Regions from separate parts of the Homo sapiens genome. Here region 2 is linked to region 1. A link is a contact called in ENCODE Hi-C data. All regions are on one chromosome and are shown on one strand. The core of a region is the stretch at or near the end of the contact, and the rest is flanking DNA. Distances in the headings are between cores, read along the strand shown.

Region 1 (3,468 bases), core at 328-2,827:
TTTTACGCCCACGCAGGAGTGAATAATAAACTCTTTAATACTGGAGTGGTCTGATTTCCAAAAGGGGGTGCCCTGTCCCTAGAAGTGTTCACACAGAGGCCGGATCATCCCTGCCGGGAGAATGAGAATGAATTCCTACACTCGTGGAGAGGCTGGACTCTTTAAACTTCCAAGATTCCTCACGCTTTTAATCATCCTTCATTCTAATTATCCAGACCCTATTTGGTGACAATTATCATTTGCAAGTCCCAGCAATCCTCATTTTGGGGGCCAATCCCTAGTTGCTTGTGTAAGTAAGCATTGTTGAGAAAAGGGTCCAACAGCTGGAATCCAGGAAGGCCCTACCTACCTAGGCACCATGTTAATGCCCAGCTAGTCAGTTGGGTCCAAGCGGCTTTGAGTATTTCTATTTTAATATAACTGCATGAAATTCGCGCACCCGGGAAAGAGCTCGTGCGGGGTCACTGAGCACCTTCTTTTCTTGGCCCTGAGGTTGGGCTGGGGGTGGAAAGGACCCTCAGCTCAGAGCCCTCCGTGAGGCCCCCAGCATCTACTGCATCACAGATTGGACTGTCCCCAGCCACAGGACAGGGCTCAGGCCTCCCAGTTCTCCAAGAAGCGCATTCCCTGGGGTTGGCCCACAGGACCGGGCTTCTCCGTTCACCTTTTCTCTTGGATTCGTGCACCACCTTGGCTGTACTGAGAAGCAGTAGTGTGAGCAACCAGGTTTGAAGGCCACAGGCTCTGACCCCAATGCCCACCCTGTGCTGCTCCGGAGGAACTCTCTGGGGTCTCCTGCCCCTCAGGCTCCAATGCCGGCCCCAGCCTCACTCTGCCAGGGCCATGGATCCTGCCCTCACAGCCCTGGGGGGGAAGGACCAGTGCCCAGGCAAAGCTCCATGCCTGGCTCACACAGGCCCACAGGAGAGGGAGGAAAAGTCTCCCTCATGAGTAGCCAGGGTCAGGGTCCAATGAGGGCCCTTAACATGTAAAAGATGTAGCTTGAGCTCAATCAGCTTTAACCTTGTCTTTCCATTACCTCATAAAGTAGCATGGAACTCTTGACAAAAGTAGCAAAGCTCTGAGGAGATGTGCGCTTACTGGCTTTCTAGCATATTCCAAAGTTCTCTCTGCCTCCAGGTGTGTTGCTGCTGCAGGGCTGCAGGTAGGCATGGGCCGGGCTGCAACTTGGGGCTCTTCTGAGGACCTGGGACTCTCCCCGGGAAGGGCGGCCGTGCAGCTGTTTCTAGATCAGCGAGGATTTCACCACAGGACTCCCATTCTGTGATCGTGCTTCCAGGCTGACCTGTGGCACGTGTGTGCAGGGTGTCGTGCATGTGTATTGTGCGTGTGGTGGGTGTCCACTGTGTAGTGTGTGTACACATAGTATGTGTGGTGTGTGTATACTGTGGTTTCTCCCCTGAGGCCGGCGCCTCCGGGTGTGGTGTTGGCGCTGTGTCTAGGGTTTCTAGAAGGGGAGGAATGAGGGAAAGAGGCCCCTCCGGGCACTGGGACAGGCTCAAGGGGAACAGCCCCGAGCTGGGTGTTGGCTGAGTGTGAATTCCAGCAGCCAGGCTCACAGACCCGTGTCACCTCTGACGTCAAGTGGCAGGGACACGCTAAAAGCCTTTGAGTCTATTGATTGAGAAGGCTCCAGAAGGTTTTGGAGCGCTGGAAGAAGGCCAGGCCTGGAATTTACGCGTCGGCCTCTTGGTGTCTCCTCCCGCTGAAGGGAGTAAATCCAGGCAGGTCTGGGGCTGCCGGGCGGGCACCTGGGGCGGAGGAGCCTCGAGGCTGTGGTCCTGCAGCACCACCTGGGGGCGGCGAGAAGAGTAGCCGCAGAGGCTCGGGAGGACGCGCCCTCGGGTCCAGCCGCAGCCAGCACACCGGGAGGTGGTCAGGGGTCATCTCTTCTGCGCCGGCCCCAAAGTAGACTGTCCAGTTCCCTGGGAGATACTGCGAAATCTGCTTCATGTTTCCATTCGTAGACAGGAAAAAAAAAAGCCCGCCCCAAAAGCCTGAGCTTCCATTAGGATTACCTTGCCTGGGGTCCCAGAGTGACCATAAAACACCATTTCCCACCCTCCCTGCCCCATTGGTTTGTCAGAATACTGCTTCCACTAAGAGGTACCATCGTTTAAGATTCTTAGAATATTCTACCTAAAAGGCCTGAATATTCTCATATTCATGTGTGGCCTTAGAATGAATATCCAGCCTGAAAGGAGATGGTGAAGTATGCCTGCCTCATAGGGAAACTGAGGCTCAGCAAGGCTCCGTGGAAGAGGGGAAACCTTACCCTCTGAGTGCTCCATAATGGAGTCTATGGAATAAACTGACAGCAGGCGGATTAGCAGGAGGAAGGGTGACCACATTTATTATGCACATGGATGCATCATGGGAAAGAAAAGTGAATATCTCCAAACCAATGAGAGACCTAGAAGCTTATGCGCCTGACTCACCGCGGAGGCAGGAGAGGGGATGGAGGTGCCATGGGGAGAATGAATGATTTGGGGAAAGATGAATGGGCCCTTGGGAGAATATGGGTAGCCTATGACAAAGTTGGCCTGGGCATGGCATCAACCTTCAGTCCCCTCTGCTGTGATGCGAGTCTCCCCTGGCTCATGAATTTCCTGGGGAGGGGGATTCATGATAATTGAGGTCCCTTTGGAGGGTCCGTCTTTAGGCAGACAAAGGCAGCTCAGAGCAAGCCTCCGCCTGCATCCTGTGCTGCCCAGTGCCTTCGGTTCAAGGTAGCTGGCATACCGTGTTTGGGTGGCACTTCCCGAACTCCTTCAGCCCAGTCCCTTGACTTTAAGCCCAGTGCTCTTTCCACTGCTGTCCACGGTGTGTGGCCCTCCCCCCGTGCAGGTGTGTGACTGGGCACCCGCAGAGGGACACCAGGCCACAGGGAAAACAGAGAGAGGCAGACCCAGATAATGCCAAGATGTGCACAGAGCTGAGTGCTGTAGAAGGAGCTGCAGGCATGGGATGGAGGGTGTGACACCAAGTGGTACCACCCACAGGACACATCTGCTGCGAAGATACTCAGACTGAAGTCTGGGTCCCAGAGAAATGACTCTTTATAGCACCTGGAAAGGCTACCCTGCTGCCTGCAGTCTCTGTGGAACAAAGAAGAAATGAATATTGCAATGCATGTCACACGTAAATTCAGCATCTAGCCCTGTTTGTACTTGACCTGGCCTGGCCACCTTGTTACCTTATGCTCCTCATCACAAACTCCTCCCCAGAGCCAGGCTGCTGGCCTCCCTGAATATCCTGCTTTCGCGCCTTTGCTTTTGCTGCTTCCCCTTCCCGGAGCACCTGCCATGCCCCCCTCACACCTTAGCATGTGAGTCGAAGCTTCCTGTACACAGCCAGGGGCTCCTGGAGGGGTGTGTTAGCTTCCTACAGCAGCTGTAACAAAGTCTTACAGACCGGGAGGCTTACACAGCAGAAACCTGTGGCCTC
Region 2 (3,698 bases), core at 612-3,111, 490 kb before region 1:
AAATCTATTACACGATCAATTCTATTCGAAATAATTTCAATGCAATTCAACAGCAACTTCTTGAACACTTCCTAGGCATGTTTTCCTCAATGGCAGAGACCATATCTTCACCTATGACTCCCCAATATTTAATCAATGCCAGAGATAAAAGTGCTCAGTAAGTATTACTGGAAAAAATGTGTATCTAGCATAATACAGACTATCTATTATTAATCCAAGGGCAAAGAATTCTAAAAGAAAAAAGATTTCTTTTGGCTTTTAGCCAAAAAACCCTCCACATATTCCTCTTGAAAATTAAACCAGTCTGGTTATTCATTTTGTATCCCTATTGAATCTTACCACCTCCTTAAAGTTAAAATGGCTCAATGTTATTATTTTACTTACCCACAGTTTCTACGTATGTTTGAAGCCAAGGAAAATGCATTCCTGCACCACTGAGCACAGATGTTTCCACTTCTTCATCATCTGTCACAGGCCCTTTTAATTCTTCACTGAAATCACTCATACCTATTACAAGATGAGATATCAGTTACTTTCTGTACATCTTAATCCACAGTCTTCTGAGTTGTACAGAAAAACGGCTATCTTTTTATCTAATAAATATAATTTGATTAGCAAAATGCATTATACCTGTCAGCTCTTTTAAAGTAAAAAATGAATTTAACTATGTCAGCAACAGCCAAAATGAATGATCCATTAAAGACCGAACCACTAATGTTTCAAGTCCATGTAAAGATAAATAAGATACTGCCCCTCTAATTTAAAAAATCTCAAGTCTAGACGAAGAAACAGCAAAACGTATAATAACAAAACAATATGAAAAGTACAGTAAGAATAGAAGTAGCAGCTAATATTTATTAGGCCCTTACTATGCACTAGAAGTATAAATTATCTAATTTAATCCCCACAGCAATCCTGAGGTGGGTACTATTACTTTCTTCCATGTGAAGGTTGAAAAAACTGAGGGGCTTAGTGAAATGATGGAACCTGCCTAACATCACAAAAAATGGTGAGGACGATAGTCTAGGAAATAGAACACCAAACTACTTGGCATGACTAGAATTCGAGGTGCGTGTGGAGGAGGGGTGCGGAAGGTGAGAAACGAACCTAGAAAAATCATCATAAGCCAAGGTGAGTTTAGACTTACTCCTAAAGATGCTCAGGGCCCCTTCCTCATTACCCATATGAAATCGAGTATTAGTGCCCCTGATACTACCTCCAAATTTCCCCTATTTCCCCTCTTCAATCCTACAGCACTACTCTAGTTCAAGACCCCTTCAAACAGTGCCTAGATTACCGCATCAGCTTTCTAAACAATTACCCTGGCTCAGATTTTGCATCTCTGCATTATACCCAGAGTAAACCTTCTAAATTCAAAGCATGTGGCTAGGAGTATGAATTATAAGTAACAACTGAATTTGAATCCGACCCATCACGTGTTTTCAGGAGTAGTTACACAAATCCTCCCTTTCCAAATCCTCAAAAACCCAAATTGGTGACCCGCAGTTGCCACGGCAACCAAAGCTTCTCTATCCCCTTCTTTCGTTTTCAGACCCCAAGGGTTTCAGGTATTAGGAGGAAATATCAGGAGAACATGGATGAATCCTGACACACCCCTTCCCGTTCCATTTAAACGCAGGAACCACGGGCGATATCTGCGGCACTTACCCGCCTAAATTTAGAGCTCCTCAGTAAAGCTAAACTCAGTCTCCGACTCCGGCCCACGTGAAGAAATTCCCACCGGAAGACGAGTTAGGAGAGCTTTATATGAGCAGGCGCTAAACCTGGTTTAGGTATTTAGGCAGCGCGCGGCCCGGCTCGTAACTCCTCCTGCTGCAGCAGGCGTATCGTTGGCCTCGCCTCGACCCCGGAAGTGACTTCTGGAAGTGACCCAGGAAGTGACAGTGAGCTGCCTCTCTGCGATTGGTTTTGCCCGAGTTTTATTTTTGTCTGTCTCAGCTAGAAAGTGGGAGACTTTCATTTAAAATGGAAATTGGGGCGAGGGGTTGGCGGCTGGGCGAAGGGAGCATTCAAAAGCGGAGAATGTCACTTTACCCGAGAAATTCACTACGATGGGCCATTGGTTTCTGCTCGGCTCGCAGGCGCACTGCACGAGTGGAGGTGTGGCTAGTGGCTGTGATGAGATAAATCCATGCATAGCCTTTTCATTGCGAGCTTGAAAGTTCTTTTCTATTACAGTTTTAGCTTTAGGTTTAATTGGTTCGACTGCCTTCTCCACAATTTGGGCGAGAATTTCCTTTGCCTTCTCAGCAAAAGTTGTTCTGCGGACCCGTCTGGGTCAACTTTCATGAGGGACATTGAGACAAACAAATGAAATATGGGTTAAAGGTAAGATGGTTAAACCGTGTGAAATGAGAGACAGTTGAGGGGTTCTAGGGAAGATGATCCCGGAAAAGGACTGCAGGCCCATGGAAACGCAGTGTGCTTCTCCAATATTTGGAGGGCTGATCAGTGAAAGAAGGATCAGACCCTTTTTCTTAGCAGCAGAGAACAGAACTAGGACTAATAAGTGAAAGGTAAAGGGAGGCTGCTTTCAAGTCACAGCAAGAAAGAATTTTGTCCACAAATGAGGATGCACAAATATAGCATAGGCTCCCCCAGGAATCACTGAGTTTCCTCTGTGTAGGTGAACAGTTTGAGTAGAATCGGAGTATCGGAGAGGAAATTAAAGGGTCTGGTAAGAGTTTGAGGCCGGGCGCGGTGGCTCATGCCTGTAATCCCAGCCCTTTGGGAGGCCGAGGCAGGCGGAAAGTTTGAGCTCAGGAGTTCGAAACCAGCCTAGTCAACATGATGAAACCCCGTCCCTACAAAATAAAAATAAAAAAAAATAAGCTGGGGTGATGATGCATGCCTCTAGTCCCAGCTACTCGGGAGGATGAGGTGGGAGGATCACCTGAGCCCAGGGAGGTCGAGGCTGCAGTGAGCTGTGATCACCCTACTGCACTCCAGCCTGGGCGACAGAATGAGACCCTGTCAAAAAAAATTTTGTACATGGATTCCTTAAAATGCTACAAATAGTTGATTCTATGTTGTCTTCTGCATAAAACAATATGCAGTAGTTAAGGACTTGCAAGAAAAGTTCCTTCTGCTGCTCTCTCTGTCATTAGTTCTTGAGTCCTCACTCAAGCTTGTGCTCTAACTCTACAGGCAGGGCTAACATAAATTATGCGTAGTCCAGGAGACCACACACAAAATAACATACATAATCATTACTTTCTTGTCTAGAGGCTTAGTCTGGCTACTTTTCTCCCATTGGCTTGAGGTGTAAATTCACCAAAACCAGCCCAGAAATGATTTTACATGGAAAAAAGTTTATGTTCTCCCGAAAATGAGGAAGAGCTTTCAGATTTTCCTCGAAGTTCTCAAACAGCTCTAAGGAGCAGTAGGAAACGTGCCCTACCTATGCTTTTTCTTTCCCATGCTGCAATTCTGACAGAAAATGTGTTGGAGAGAAGAGATAAAAAAAATCAACTAGATCACATCCAATAGCATAAACAAGAAGGAAGGAGGGAAGGTTGCCGTGGCAGGCATCTGTAGTCCCAGCTACTCCAGAGGCTGAGGCAGGAAGATCGCTGAGCTCAAAAGTTCAATTCCATCCTGGGCAACATAGCAAGACCATGTCTCAAAAAAAAAAAAAAAAAAGGCATGACAAATATGAAAACATAAAGCATGCAAAG

The links. Hi-C counts contacts between places; a loop is a spot of excess contacts on that map. Pooled maps may share reads with other maps.
Region 2: a pooled map shows a loop between it and region 1 (13-fold over the local background). The contact joins the promoter of TAF1A-AS1 here to the enhancer-like site in region 1. A Hi-C loop is called at or near these places in 7 of 50 pooled maps.

Annotation. Positions count from the first base shown.
Region 1 is chr1:223,079,779-223,083,246 of GRCh38, forward strand. No RefSeq gene overlaps it. Among named protein-coding and RNA genes, the nearest start is that of TLR5, 62 kb to the right of the region's middle. Within about 2 kb of position 1,578, at least 25 of the 41 ENCODE cell types and tissues checked have a DNase peak (open chromatin) inside an H3K27ac peak, as active enhancers do.
Region 2 is chr1:222,588,059-222,591,756 of GRCh38, forward strand. TAF1A-AS1 (TAF1A antisense RNA 1) reads left to right here and starts at 1,862. Exons shown (of 3, transcript NR_110613.1): 1 at 1,862-1,904; 2 at 2,200-2,349. It overlaps TAF1A (TATA-box binding protein associated factor, RNA polymerase I subunit A), which reads right to left and starts at 1,875. Exons shown (of 11, transcript NM_005681.4): 1 at 1,669-1,875; 2 at 385-507. The coding sequence starts at 505. RefSeq lists enhancers at 1,842-2,375, 2,376-2,908.